3 separate regions of the Homo sapiens genome follow, and all the other regions are linked to region 1. Evidence: chromatin contacts called from ENCODE Hi-C or POLR2A ChIA-PET data. All regions are on one chromosome and are shown on one strand. The core of a region is the stretch at or near the end of the contact, and the rest is flanking DNA. Distances in the headings are between cores, read along the strand shown. Region 1 holds the start of MBNL1 (muscleblind like splicing regulator 1). Region 2 holds the start of AADACL2-AS1 (AADACL2 antisense RNA 1). Region 3 has its middle 49 kb from the start of AADACL2-AS1.

Region 1 (4,654 bases), core at 1,427-3,926:
ACCAGGATGGTTATTCTACTGTTTCTAACATTAAAGGATCATCCTTGTATTTCTTTGTATTCTGTCATGGAGTAAAAAACATGTCTCATCTCAGTTTCCATTTCTCTTTTGCTCCCAGAAGTCCCCCCTCCTCCAGTGTTGAAGTAGAAATATAATTTCCCCTTTTGCACCATAAGCAGGTTCAAAAGTCCTGTGTTTCACCATGTTGCTCCAAACAGCAAATTTTCTAACCCACATGAAAAAAGAACACTACAGTTCTAACTTGGAATTCTACAAGGGTTTGAGAACAATTGAAAATAAATTTCTACCACTAGGATTAGTCCTTAGTGGTTCGCAGGCATTCTAAGCAGAGGGGCATGGAAGCTAGCTAGGGCACCAACCTGCTAGCAGATGCAAAGTTTGCTCTACTAAGAAGTTAGGCCTTTAATATCACAGACAATGGGAGGCAAAATGAAGACATAAAAAGGCAAGTAGCAAGCAATTCAGTAGGCTAAGCCAGGGATTTGAGAGTCTCCCAAGGCTCCTCCCTTCCTCATTCCCTGCATGAGTCATTTTTCCAGTCTGTCCACACCCATTCACCCCTCCATCCCACACTCTCATTCACCCTCCAAGCTGCCGTCACAGGAACTTTCTGCAATACAAGTCCAGACTCCATCTCTGGCCCTTGCTGCCTAAACTTTCCTAGTTCATTAGTTTTGGCAGTAAAGTTGAGACTCGTTAGATCAACACAGACCTACTTTTAGTGTCATCTCCTGCCACTCTCCTGTACTACCCTACCCTCGCTTCTCACAGAAAGGCTGAGAAGGCTGGCAGACCCCTTGTATATACCCTGCTCCTTTCGTTTTCTTTGAGACAGGGTCTTTTAATGTCACCCAGGCTGGTCTCAAACTCCTGGCCTCAATCCTCCCTCCATGGCCTCCCAAAGTGCTGGGATTACAGGTGTGAGCCATGCCATCCAGCCTGCCCTGCTCTTTTCTCTTCTCCACCTGGACTCTACTCCCTTTTGATCTTGCCAACTTCTACACACCTTTCAAGGCACCAGTTAAATGTAAATCCTCCAGGAACCCTTCCTTTGCCATCCTCAGAGCCCTCATTGGATTGCTTCCCACATACAGCACTTATCCCTTATGCAGAATTAATCGGTTTGTCTCTCACCTACTAGAGGCGTTATCCTTGAGTGTAGGGACTGTCTTATCCATTCTTGCATCACTGGCATAGTAGGCACTAAATGTAGTTGCTGAATGCTTAATAAGAGGAATGGAAGTCTTCGTAGCTTGGGGTAGATACTAATGGGCAGATAGAAAGTTCCCATCCCTGTTCTCTGAGAAAGTGTCAGTGTTCTTTTAGTTTGCTTAAACTGTGTGGGTACTTGAGTCCTTTTAAACGATTAACGCTGGGAAGAGGCACCATTTAATTAATTAATTTGTTCTGGAAGGGATCAGTGTACAATTTTAACTCAGTGCTTTGTGGATCTAGCTAAAGGTCAAGAACTAAAGTCGGCTATTAGTGCCTCTGGAAGATATTTCTGCACTTTAGCACCTTTCTGATGTTTTTCCTTCACCTCGAGCTGGCCTCACTCTCTTCAACAAAACCGAACCTGCAGGAAGAATGTTGTACCATATCCAGCATTTTTGTCCCAACAAACATGGGACAAACGTTTTTCACTAGAATCATCCTTGAACAAGTTATCCGAATTCCTTACATTCAAAGGAAATCCTGCCCCCAGTCTCCAAAACTTCATCACATCACAGACGTTCAGGATTCTTTCCATTCAAAGCAAAGCCAAGTTACATCTTATAGCACCCAGTGAATTATGATATGGGGCTGCGGTTTATTTGCTCTGGCGACAATATGGCTTACTTGCCGTGGAATATCCCGGTATTTCAGAAGTAACATATTATTTTTAAAGAGGGAGCTTTGCTTTCTCTAAATCACATGGTGCAAAGTTGGGAATACAGTGGCCTGTAAATTACAAATATTATTTACAAACTAGAAGGAAAGCTGACATGTGTTTGTGCCTGTGTGACAGTTTCACTAAGGAATTCCAAAACTGTGGATAGCCTGTTACTTGAGAAAAATACACGGTGGCAGTCTTGCAGATGTTTTTCCCGCCTGTTAGCCCTCCAGGTTCAAAAACTGTTTGGTGCATTTTAAGGCGGCAGTCTCACCAGATCGCAGGATTCTAGTCTAATTGGCTTCTAACCTTCAATCTAACCTTGCCGGCTTCCTTGCAAAGCCCGGTGCAAGGGCCTCTTTCAAAATGAACCCACTGGTGTGCCTAGCAGTCGGTAGAAGAAGCGGGAGGGCGTCCGGTCTGCACGCCCGCCGCGAGGTTACAATGCTGAACGCATGAGATGGAAGATACCAACGGGAGGCCGAGGGGATCCACGGCGCCCGCGCGGGCTCCGGCTTCCTCCTGCTCTCGGCGCCGCTGGGCGACCGCCCATGACCCGCTCTTGCGGGCTCTGTCCGGTTGACAGGCGACCCTGTGGCCCGGGGAAGCGCGGGAGGGCGCCGGCGGAAAGTTGAAGAGCGTTTTTCTCGCCGCCGCGTGCATTAGGAGCTCGACGAGTCCGCCCTGGGCTTCCTGGTGGGGCTGGGCGGGCGGGGGAGGGGCCGCGCAGCAGCAGCGGAAGCCAGACCTCGGCGATAAGAGGCTGCACAGCGACATGCAACAGTCTTTTCACTGCAGCTGAATGAGTTGTGGCGCCCACAATGCTCCCATGACAAGGAGCTGACAAGTTCCATTTTCCGTCGCGGGCATCTTGGAATCATGACTCCCACAATGCCTTGGGCACTTGGTCGACAGTGGGGCCGCCTCTGAAAAAAAAATGTGAGAGGTAAGTTTCCATTTTCACAGTTTCCCCGCGCCGCTTCATTGTTCGGACTCCGGCGGGTCTGCCCGTGGCTGAAGGAGGAAGTGCGAGGAGGTGCTCGCCGGCCGCGGTTCTCCCGGGCAGGGGCGGGCCGCTCGCGGTAGTTGGTTTCGCGTCCCTCAGCACCTCCTGCCCGGGGGAAGGCGGGAGGGTGAGCCGCAGCCGCTCCTGCGCCCTTCCCTGCCGCGGGCTCTGCGGACGCTGTCACGGCACAGCCCGCGCACGGCTTGGCAGCCCAGCGGGACCCAGGGAGAAACAGGGGGGCGAGAAGAGAAACAGGTGCGTGCAAGTGTACTCACAACTTAATGACCTTTGTCGGGGGAAGGTGTGAGTCCCTCTGAGTCGAGCGGCGCGCGGGTCTTCCCGGCGGCTCCCGCATCCCTGGCCCCGGGGCTGCCATCCCGCCCGGTTTTCATCTGGGCCAAATATGTGCACGCAAAGGTTAATTCTCTGCTTGCTACCCATAAATTACGCATGACATGTTTAGCTGGGCTGCCTTATATGGAGAGTGCTGTATTTCAGGCCAGTTTGCCTTTTGCCAAGTTTACAGGGCGGAAGACGCCCTGTAGGAGAGGGCTGCCTCCTCCTTTTCTTCTTCTTCTTTTTTTTTTCATCGTTTTGTAGTGCGTCACTCAAAAACTGTAAGAAAAGTAAGTATAGAAGCTCTTTGGGTGGAGCCGCAGTTGGTTGAATTGCTTTCATGAAAGGTTGAAAAGAATGAAAAGTAGTTAGTACTTGGGTTCTGGTTTTTAGACAAAAGCAGGACAAATATGTAGCCACCCCCCAACTTTTTTTTTTTTTTTTAAACGGAGCCGGAATCTGTTATTGGTAGTAATGTGTCATGTGAGAATACTTTGATTCCAGAGCCTGTAACACGAGCAGGTATATGGTGGCGCTTATGCCTTCCCCTCGCACAGCACTTTACAACTACAGGGGTGTTGCTGCCAGAGTAATATTGTATTCTTAAGGCTCTCTGGGGCCGGGAGAGTATGCGGCTGTTGGGATTCTGGGGTGTATTTCCGTGGAGTATGTCTCCCCAGGATTAAAGTTAAGAAGCTGCCGGAAAGGTTGTTGCCGCTGACTTCACTTTGTGTGCCCACCAGCACAGGCACAAGTCATAGCAGATGGATGGCAAACTCTGCCATATACTCTGAGGAGTTTCTTAAATTAATACGCTAGGAGAGAAGTCATAATTAATGCTTTTAGACTTTCGAGCCCTCTGCAGCGTGCTTTGAAATACTACACCGGTGGACACTATGTCCCTTCCTCCTGGGTTTGAACACAGTGTCTGTTTATACACAGAGGGTGTTTAGTACCTAAGTATTCTATACCAGCACAAGAGAGCCACTCCACAGTTATCTCTCTGTGTGGATTCCTAAGTGTGTTGGTGTTTCTCCTTGCTGTTGAGATAAAATATTATCACCCAGAGAGAAAATGAAAGTTCAACGACTGTAAAATTTATCCCAGGAATGTGCAGTTCAATACTTAGAATGTCTTAGATGTAGTTATAGATAGAGGCACTGAATAAGTTATTTTGTAGCCTGAGAATGCACATCGCTGTCACTTGTATCTTGCTTTCTTAAAGTTGGTGACAACTAAGGCTAAACTTCTTTAGAAAACCTAATGTTCTAGTTTTTATCTGTTTTGTGTATTTGCATGGGAGTTACTTTATTATTATTATTATATTGTTAGGTCTTCTTTGAAAATGTAGGCATAGCTTTTTTAGTCTTATTTGTTTAATGGGGGGTTTCCTTGCTGAAGACTACAAAAGTTGCCTT
Region 2 (4,654 bases), core at 1,199-3,698, 340 kb before region 1:
CCTTCTCTGTTCCCTCCTTCCCTCTCTCCCTCCCTTCCTATAATTGCCCTTTTCAGTCCTTTTCAGGCACCAGGTACTTTTCAGGTGCTAGGGATCTAGTAGTGAATAACACCCTACCCTCGAGGAATTCACATACTAGAAGTAAAGAGAGACCATAAACAAAAGTCCTACTGGAATTTCTATTTGCCAAGATTTCCCCGATGTATTTTTTGGACGTCAACCTAAGCCTGACCAAGAAACCCTCATTAAAACAAAAGTTACAGCTCCAGCCTCTGTGTGGCTAGTGGATAAGCCTCAAGGCAGCTCACAGCTCCCTCCTGAAAGACTTGTTTGCCTCATGGTTTTTTATGGATGAATCATGCTTCCTACTAGACTCCTGAGATTTTTTTTTAAAACTCTTGTCTTAATGTTCTTTTCTTTTACCTCTTTTCTTTTTATCCTAACCCACCTTCAGAAAATAATAAGATACAAGTCATGTATAACTTAAATGTATGTAAAACTTTAGTTTAAATAAATGTACCATCTTTCAGGGACACAGCCATCTTACTTCTTAGTTTGAAAAGTTGAATGAAAGTATTTTTTCCCTATTAGAAACATTTTAAAAGTAAGGATCTAAATGAAGTGACTACTAAGAATAAAGCCTGTCCAAATATACACCTTTTTTTATTATGTGGAAGGCAGGAATTTATTCAATGTTTCCTTCGGTTTTAACCAGAAACAAAAAGTACCTCATGCCTTCCAAAAATGCTCAAAGATAACGAGGAATTACACTGCCTCATCCTAATTCTCTCAAGCTTAAATTTCTTAATTACAGTTGTTTGCCAGCAGTTCTTTATTAGTATAGAGTCAGCTTCCAACAAAGGAGGAATCATTAGTGCAGCAAGATAGCTGGCCTCTTCGGGAGGAAACAGACAGCTGGAAGTCCACGACCAATTCTCAGTAAAGGGACACTGCATGGGTAGGAAAATGGTTGAAAGTAAACTTAGGTAGCTGAAAAGAGCCATGTCTGCCATGGCCTCGTGTTGAAGTTAGAGCAGAGCACACCTATTTATTCTGACAATTTAAGACCTCATTAACTAGACACTGCTTAGGGCAAATTAATTGTGTTGAAAGAGAAACACCCATCAATACATTTATTAAGTGTACCCCTATTATTAGAATCTTTATATTTTATATTCTGGGTAGGGTGGAGACAGCGAACTTGCTCTATAAATGATTAGTAAAGTGTTTTTTGTATATTTGAGTCAGACTAAAAAGTGTCCAAATATGTGCTAATGGTAACCCAGTCTCTAAAAATAAACTATGTGCCTGTTGCTTACAATGCTGGCTTCTTTGAGATCTATTTTACATGGTTTTTCCATGCCCAGAAAAAAAGAGGTGCGGCTCTTACTGCAAACACATTTGAAAATCTATCTGATGATTTTGTAGGGCCCAGAAAGCACCTAAACATGACTCACATATTACCAGCTTCAGAGCAACTGAAGCGATCGTAGCGATTGTTTTTTAACTCCCCACAGATGTTGGAAAATTACAAGGCTTGTGCTTCATAAAAATATCACTCTACCTACGCCTGGCTTCTGCCTTTATTTTAATGAATGAGAATGTGTAAAAATTTGGAATTGTGCATGTTTGAATTCCATAGGCAGTGATTAAGATTAACTAATTGATTGTGCAAAGCTTCAGAAAATTGAAACCAACTTGCTATATTTCATGGGCTTCTATCAAAACAAAATAAAGATTTGTTTGGCCTTTTTTTTTTTTTTTCATTTTCTGCTTTTATTGCCTCTTCTTTCTCCTTACATTTTATCAGAAGACAAATATTTTGGGGGCTTGAGGAGAACAGAAAAGGGCAAATTTCTCCATGTTATAACATTTTCTTATAGAATCTGACTCTGCAAAGCAGAGAAGTGATTCAGCTAACCTCCCTCAGGTTTTCTTTCCTAAATTTTATGCATGAGAAACTGATGCTCAGAAAGATGTTCACTGGTTATTCCCAGACCCAGAAAGCAAAGTCTATTTTCTTTATTCGAGCCATGTAACTACTACCAAAATTTTTCACTGAGTATAACCAAAACTAACTTCAGATGAGTTAAATCCAAAAGGAATTGTCAAAGTTTGTTGTATACTCACAGAATTTCCGGAAAAGCTGGAATGTTAGACTCTGAAAATGAGCAGGAACCACGAAAAGCTGAGTAGCAGGAACACGACCAAAATTATTCCTCAGGAAACGTTGGGATGGGCGTTATTGAGAGGTGACAGCGTGCTGGCAGTCCTCACAGCCCGCGCTCGCTCTCGGCGACTCCTCTGCCTGGGCTCCCACTTTGGCGGCACTTGAGGAGCCCTTCAGCCCACGGCTGCACTGTGGGAGCCCCTTTCTGGGCTGGCCAAGGCCAGAGTCCACTCCCTCAGCTTGCAGGGAGGTGTGGAGGGAGAGGCGCGAGCGGGAACCGGCGCTGCGCGCGGCGCTTGCGGGCCATCTGGAGTTCCGGGTGGGCGTGGGCTTGGCGGGCCCCGCCCCCGGAGCAGCGGGCGGGCCCCGCCGACCCCGGGCAATGAGGGGCTTAGCACCCGGGCCAGCGGCTGCGGAGGGTGTACTGGGTTCCCCGGCAGTGCCAGCCCACCGGCGCTGCGCTCGATTTCTCACCGGGCCTTACCTGCCTTCCCGCAGGGCAGGGCTCGGGACCGGCAGCCCGCCATGCCTGAGCCTCCCACCCCCTCCATGGGCTCCTGTGCGGCCCCGAGCCTCCCAGACAAGTGCCACCCCCTGCTCCACGGCGCCCAGTCCCATCGACCACCCAAGGGCTGAGGAGTGCGAGCGCACGGCGCGGGACTGGCAGGCAGCTCCACCTGCAGCTCCGGTGCGGGATCCACTGGGTGAAGCCAGCTGGGCTCCTGAGTCTGGTGGGGACGTGGAGAACCTTTATGTCTAGCTCCGGGATTGTAAATACACCAATCAGCACTCTGTATCTAGCTCAAGGTTTGTAAACACACCAATCAGCACCCTGTGTCTAGCTCAGGGTTTGTGAATGCACCAATCAACACTCTGTGTCTAGCTACTCTGGTGGGGCCTTGGAGAACCTTTGTGTCTAGCTCAGGGATTGTAAATACACCAATCTGCACTCTGTGTCTAGCTCAGAGTTTGTAAACACACCAATCAGCACCCTGTGTCTAGCTCAGGGTTTGTGAATGCACCAATCGACACTCTGCATCTAGCTACTCTGGTGGGGCCTTGGAGAACCTTTGCGTGGACACTCTGTATCTAGCTAATCTGGTGGGGACGTGTAGAACCTTTGTGTCTAGCTCAGGGATTGTAAACGCACCAAATCAGCGCCCTGTCAAAACAGACCACTGGGCTCTACCAATCAGCAGGATGTGGGTGGGGCCAGATAAGAGAATAAAAGCAGGTTGCCCCATCCAGCAGTGGCAACCCGCTCGGGTCCCCTTCCACACTGTGGAAGCTTTGTTCTTTCACTCTTTGCAATAAATCTTGCTGCTGCTCAGTCTTTGGGGCCGCACTGCCTTTATGAGCTGTGACACTCACCGCGAAGGTCTGCAGCTTCACTCCTGAGCCAGCGAGACCACAGAACCCACCAGAAGGAAGAAACTCCGAACACATCCGAACATCAGAAGGAACAAACTCCAGACGCAGATGCGCCACCTGAAGAGCTGTAACACTCACCGCGAGGGTCCGCGGCTTTATTCTCGAAGTCAGTGAGACCAAGAACCCACCAATTCCGGAAACATTATGGCCGCACTGCAGAATACCAGGTATTGCCCCTACCAACCCCGGACATTGCCTGTCATTAGCGCTGTCACCAGCACTGTTCAGACTCTGGAACTCTTGTCTCTGCTACCTGCACTGGGACAAAAATCTCCTTTGTCCCTGTATCTTTGCATCACTTGCTCTAGAGTGGATTTCCTGGCAGGTTATATGCCTTTATCCTCGGTACTGCAAAATCTGCAAAAGCAAGCGCCCATCATTTCTTACTTTTGTGGACACCGAAAGTAATGGATAATTCCTTACCCCATTCCTTGCCCAAGAAAGGAAGGGACTGCATGTGATAGGCAGCCACCACCACCAGTGATATCAGCCTAACATATCATGTTTATATTATTCAGTTAGAAAAGGAAAAAATGGCCACTTTTAAACAACATTTATATAATAAACAGTTAAAAAAAAGGAAGAAGCTGCACAACCCAAAGAATGTAGAAGAAAGAGCCCCTCTGCTACATCTAAACCAAACCTGTTACTACTTTGCCATGTTACCTTGAACAGGACCCTTCACCTCTCTGCTCCTGTTTCATTGTCTTACAAATGAGGGGTTGGACCAAGTGATCTTAAGGTCCCTTCTTTTTTGATATTCTCTAACTAAAACATGACAGTATCAAAGGGGGAGACTAGGTGGCTTAGTCTGTGGCTTTGCCAATCAGATCTCAATTGGAAGAAACAATCATGAGGTTGAAAGCAGGTTTGTGCAAACAGACAAGAAAGAAAACCAAGGTATTTTTTAAAAATTGTATCATTTGTGCTCTGATCCAGAAAGGGAAATGGGTTTTTTTGTTTGTTTGTTTGTTTGTTTGTTTTGGAAATGGAGTCTCGCAATTCTCCTGCTTCAGCCTCCCGAGTAGCTGGCACTATCAGTGCACGCCGCCA
Region 3 (4,654 bases), core at 681-3,180, 290 kb before region 1:
TTTGTAATTCGTTACCTTAAATGGAAAATTTTATCATTTTAGAAATTTGGAAAATGTAGAAAATAATGTGAGCAAATGATTTAGCTCATATTTTACCAAAGAAAATATTTTATATATTTTCTCTTTTTAAAGATCTATTTTTACTTGGAGATCTTTTCTGGGTATACTTTTGCATCACTGTTTGATCTTTTCCCCTAAATGTTATCTGAGCATTTTCAACATGATCATACTTGTCATTATTTTTTATTATTATATAGTGTTTCTTGAAATAAAGGTATGGTTATTATCCTTCCACCATTCATTTATTTTGTCACTCATTAAAAATATTTATGGAGTGCTTCCATGTGCTACATACTTAGAAAACTCAGGCAGCAAGATAGAGATTATTTCTATCTTCATGGAACTTATAGCCTAACAGAGTTCATTGACATTTTAAAAAGCTATGCCAGTCAATAAATAAGCACAAATTGTGTTATGCACCATAAAAGGAAAAAAATTACAAAGTTGTTTGAGAAAGATATTGGAGAGCCTAATATTTATTTGAGTTTTAGGATACATTACAACCAACCGAGTAACTTTTGGGTTTTATGTCTGCATGTTTATTTCTCTTATCTTTCAATAGAATTATAAACTGGGAAGGTGAAGATTTTTTTGCTTATCATGTTTATACCTCCATGTGGCAGTAAATGTAGTATATTGAACACGGAACACTAAATAAATATGTATTCAATAAATTAATGATTTTTCTATAGGTATTTGTCTCCTTTTGAGGTTTTCTTGTTTTTGTTGGTGCTTGGTTTTGTACTGTTTTTCATATCTTTTATCACATAAAAATCATGGTGAACCCTAAATGGTTTGATTTATAAACATAACTTTTAAGCACAAGGTAAATGTTCTAAAGGAAAAGAAATGCCCAAATGTGTTTTCTCATGAGTTTAATATTCAAGTTCAATTATATGTTGAAAGATATGTTTCTGTGGTTTAGTGACAGATTAAAATATTGGTTTATCTTTATTATAGAGGAATAAATCCTATTAGATATAAACTCTTTGAAGCAAGAGGCTATGCTTTAAATTGGTTTCGATCAATATCCAGTGCCTTATAAAAAGAAGGTACGGCCGGGCGTGATGGCTCACGCCTGTAATCCCAGCACTTTGGGAGGCCAAGGCAGGCGGATCATGAGGTCAGGAGATCGAGACTATCCTGGCTAACATGATGAAACCCCGTCTCTACTAAAAATACAAAAAATTAGCCGGGCGTGGTGGTGGGCACCTGTAGTCCCAGCTACTTGTGAGGCTGAGGCAGGAGAATGGCGTGAACCGGGGAGGCGGAGCTTGCAGTGAGCAGAGATCAAGCCACTGCACTCCAGCATGGGCGACAGAGCAAGACTCCATCTCAAAAAAAAAAAGAAGATACCTGGTAATCAATGAATGGGTAAATGAGTAAATGAATGAATGCAAAATGGCCTTCTCTTTCATCAAACTTTATGTTCTCAAGCCATACACGTTTCATCTAGACTCCACAATGCTAGACGTTTTAGGGGGAGTTTTTCATTTTTTTGTTTTTTAATGATATTCCTAAGGTTTGAGCAGAACACCATAAAGATCATAACATTAAAATGAAATCAAAATTGGCCTTTTGCTTCCATTTTAGGGTTAACAGAAACACTGCAAGTTAGACTGCCAATCATCTCCCAATCAAATAAAATTCTTTGTTTTTCTTCTTTAGTTGTTATGTTTTATCTACATCCTTCTGCTATTCAGATGTTTTTCTCAAGTGACTTGGACATTGTAGTTCTCAGAAAAGATCTATTTTTACCAGTATGAATGAATTGTAGCTTAAGCTGCTTCCTGGCTGAGGAAGGTAGCTATTAAAACACTAACCAATAGAGGCTGGAATATGCCCAGTGGAAAGTGAGTGTACAGGAAAGCAAGCAAGAACACTGTCAGAAAAAGGAACATTTTAATGCATTCCAATGAGGCCAAAGATGCCACTAGGGTTTGAAAGGCAACCAGTTGTGATGAGCATCAATGACTCATGAAAACCACAATTTAGTTTACTTTACAGCTCCTGCTGCTGTTTCAGATGACTTAAGTCCTAAACTAATTAAGGAAAGTCACAGATTTCAGTATGGCCAAAGATAGGAATTGACCTATTTCCATCGATTTTCATTTCAGTGACACAATCATTGCTGGAGGCAATCCAACTTCTGTGAGTTTGACCTTTGTCATTAGAAAAATGAAAAAAATTAGATTTAATGATTTACAGGCTCCAATGCAGAATGATTGCTCCAAAAATAAGGTTTTCTAAAGAGAAAGAACTTTAGCGACATTCAAAATATTTCCAATTGACACACAGAAAAGTCTTGCTGTGCATTTGGAACTCTCTATTTCCACACATATCAAGGAAGGTTCGTGATGCCAGAGTTGCATTGGAGGTTCCCAAAGACCTCCTGGTTTTCCATATGGTAGAACCAGAACAGAAAGTCTTTCTAAACCCTGGGAAGCAGAGTAGCTTAAAAGTCAGCTAACTTCCATTCTAATAGCAGCTTCTGTGGAGTGAGGACATCACAATGTAAAAATGTAATCATATCTTTAAATTTTCCTTGTGGAAATAAGGTGTACAAAATTGAGCAAATCATTAACAGTACATAAATGGTCCACTGACAGACTTTTTTTTTTTTTTTTTGATTTGGAGTCTCACTCTGTTGCCCTGGCTGGAGTGCAGTGGCACGATCTCGGCTCACTGCAACCTCTGCCTCCTAGGTACAGGCAATTCTCATGCCTCAGCCTCTGGAGTAGTTGGGATTACAGGCACCTGCCATCACACCTGGGTAATTTATGTATTTTCAGTAGAGACAGGGTTTCACCATGTTAGTCAGGCTGGTCTCGAACTCCTGACCTCAGGTGATCTGCCTGCCTCGGCTTCCCAAAGTGCGGGGATTACAGGTGTGAGCCACCGCGCCCAGCCCAGACTATGAATTTATTAGGAAAAATAACATTTATAACAGTCAACCTAAGAACTACAATATTACTAGCAACTTATATTCATCCTGTGCTAACCTAGATCCATGCTTATCCACTCATTCTTCTGTCAAAACTAACGACTTTCTTGAGAATTTTGTGGTTTTCATTTTCTTGTTTTATTTATTTCTATATTATTTATGTCTTGCTCTAGCTATATATCATATATATCTATATCTAAAGAATATATTGTGTTTTTTTATTTTTATTTTTATTTTTTGGAGACGGAGTATCACTCTGTCCCCCAGGCTGGAGTGCAGTGGTGCGATTTTGGCTTATTGCAAGCTCCACCTCCTGGGTTCATGCCATTCTCCTGCCTCAGCCTCCCGAGTAGCTGGGACTACAGGCACCCGCCACCACGCCCGGCTAATTTTTTGTATTTTTAGTAGAGACGGGGTTTCACTGTGTTAGCCAGGATAGTCTCGATCTCCTGACCTCCTGATCTGCCCACCTCGGCCTCCCAAAGTGCTGGGATCACAGGCCTGAGCCTCCGCTCCCGGCGTGGTTTTTGTGTATACTGTTTTTAGTTTCCCGGAAATGCTTTTTTAAATTCAAATATTGTGTGCTAAGATCCCTACCTGTCGAATTTAGTTGTAGTTCATTAATTGTTCACTGCTGTATAATATTCTACTGTGTGAATATACTGCACTTCATGTATTCATTTTCTCATGGAGAGCAATTTGGGGTGTTTCCAGATCAGTTGTTTTCCTGTGGCAGAGAGAGTACAGAGAGTACTGCTATCAATATTTTTGTACAGGTATCCAAGTACCTACAGTTAAACTGTAAGTAGAATGGCTGAGTCATAGGGTACACAAATGTTGAACTTTATAGACAATACAAGTTGTCTTCCAAAGAAGTTGTACCAATGTGTACTGCCACCAACATTGTAGAAGAGATTGTATTGATCACCACTCTCTCCATCTCTTAGCAATCAATGTAAGACAATTTTTTCCAATCACATATTGGATATACATGTTCTTCATGTTAATCTTCTTTGGATCTTTATATATGTTATGAATATCTTCTTCTAGTTTTACCTTTTTTTTTTTTACTTTCTAAAAGGCATCTTTTGATGAACTATGCTTTATATTAATGTAATATAATTTACCAAGTCATTTTCTTTCCTGGTTATCGCTGTTTGTATCTTGTTTTCAAAAGTCTGCTCCATCCAAGATTAGAAATATTTTATACTAGAATTTCTTCCAAAATCTTTAATTTTGCTTTTGACCTTAATACACGTGGAGTTGATTTTGGTTATGTGACATACCATGAACTGAAGCCATTTTTCCGCCTCCATATGGCTTATCAAGTATTTTCAGCTCTATTTTTTTTATTGTGTTTTTTTGTTGAGACCACGTCTCAGTGTGTTGCCCCGGGTGGAGTGCAGTGGCACGAGATCTCAGCTCACTACAACCTCCACCTCCTGGGTTCAAGTGATTCTCCTGCCTCAGCCTCTGGAGTAGCTGGGACACTACAGGCGTGGGCCACAACGTCTGGCTACATTTTTTTTTTTTTTTTTTTTTTTGGTAGAGAGAAGGTTTCACCATGTTGACCAAACTGGTCTCAAAACTCCTGACCTAAGTGATTCACCTGCCTCGGCCTCCCAAAGTGCTGAAATTATAGGCATGACC

What was found. Hi-C counts contacts between places; a loop is a spot of excess contacts on that map. ChIA-PET counts read pairs that join two places held with the same protein, here RNA polymerase II (POLR2A). Pooled maps may share reads with other maps.
Region 2: a map of IMR-90 shows a loop between it and region 1 (7-fold over the local background). The contact joins the promoter of AADACL2-AS1 here to the promoter of MBNL1 in region 1. A Hi-C loop is called at or near these places in 4 of 168 maps with a recorded cell type or tissue (IMR-90, PC-3, PC-9 and 1 more), 1 of 37 single-sample maps with no recorded cell type and 4 of 50 pooled maps. POLR2A ChIA-PET finds 5 or more read pairs at or near these places in 2 of 52 experiments (A549 and PC-3).
Region 3: a map of endothelial cell of umbilical vein shows a loop between it and region 1 (9-fold over the local background). The contact joins the enhancer-like site here to the promoter of MBNL1 in region 1. A Hi-C loop is called at or near these places in 5 of 168 maps with a recorded cell type or tissue (Caco-2, HCT116, PC-3 and 2 more) and 4 of 50 pooled maps.

The regions. Positions count from the first base shown.
Region 1 is chr3:152,266,253-152,270,906 of GRCh38, forward strand. MBNL1 (muscleblind like splicing regulator 1) reads left to right here and starts at 2,677. Exons shown (of 10, transcript NM_021038.5): 1 at 2,677-2,840. MBNL1-AS1 (MBNL1 antisense RNA 1) reads right to left here and starts at 3,374. Exons shown (of 2, transcript NR_027038.1): 1 at 3,176-3,374; 2 at 1-2,820. RefSeq lists enhancers at 1,880-2,722, 2,165-2,264, 2,723-3,564 and silencers at 2,455-2,514, 2,565-2,614, 3,015-3,124.
Region 2 is chr3:151,925,727-151,930,380 of GRCh38, forward strand. It overlaps AADACL2-AS1 (AADACL2 antisense RNA 1), which reads right to left and starts at 2,449. Exons shown (of 3, transcript NR_110203.1): 1 at 2,131-2,449.
Region 3 is chr3:151,974,406-151,979,059 of GRCh38, forward strand. No RefSeq gene overlaps it. Among named protein-coding and RNA genes, the nearest start is that of AADACL2-AS1, 49 kb to the left of the region's middle. Within about 2 kb of position 1,931, at least 6 of the 41 ENCODE cell types and tissues checked have a DNase peak (open chromatin) inside an H3K27ac peak, as active enhancers do; they include HCT116, PC-3 and endothelial cell of umbilical vein, where a contact is called at or near this core.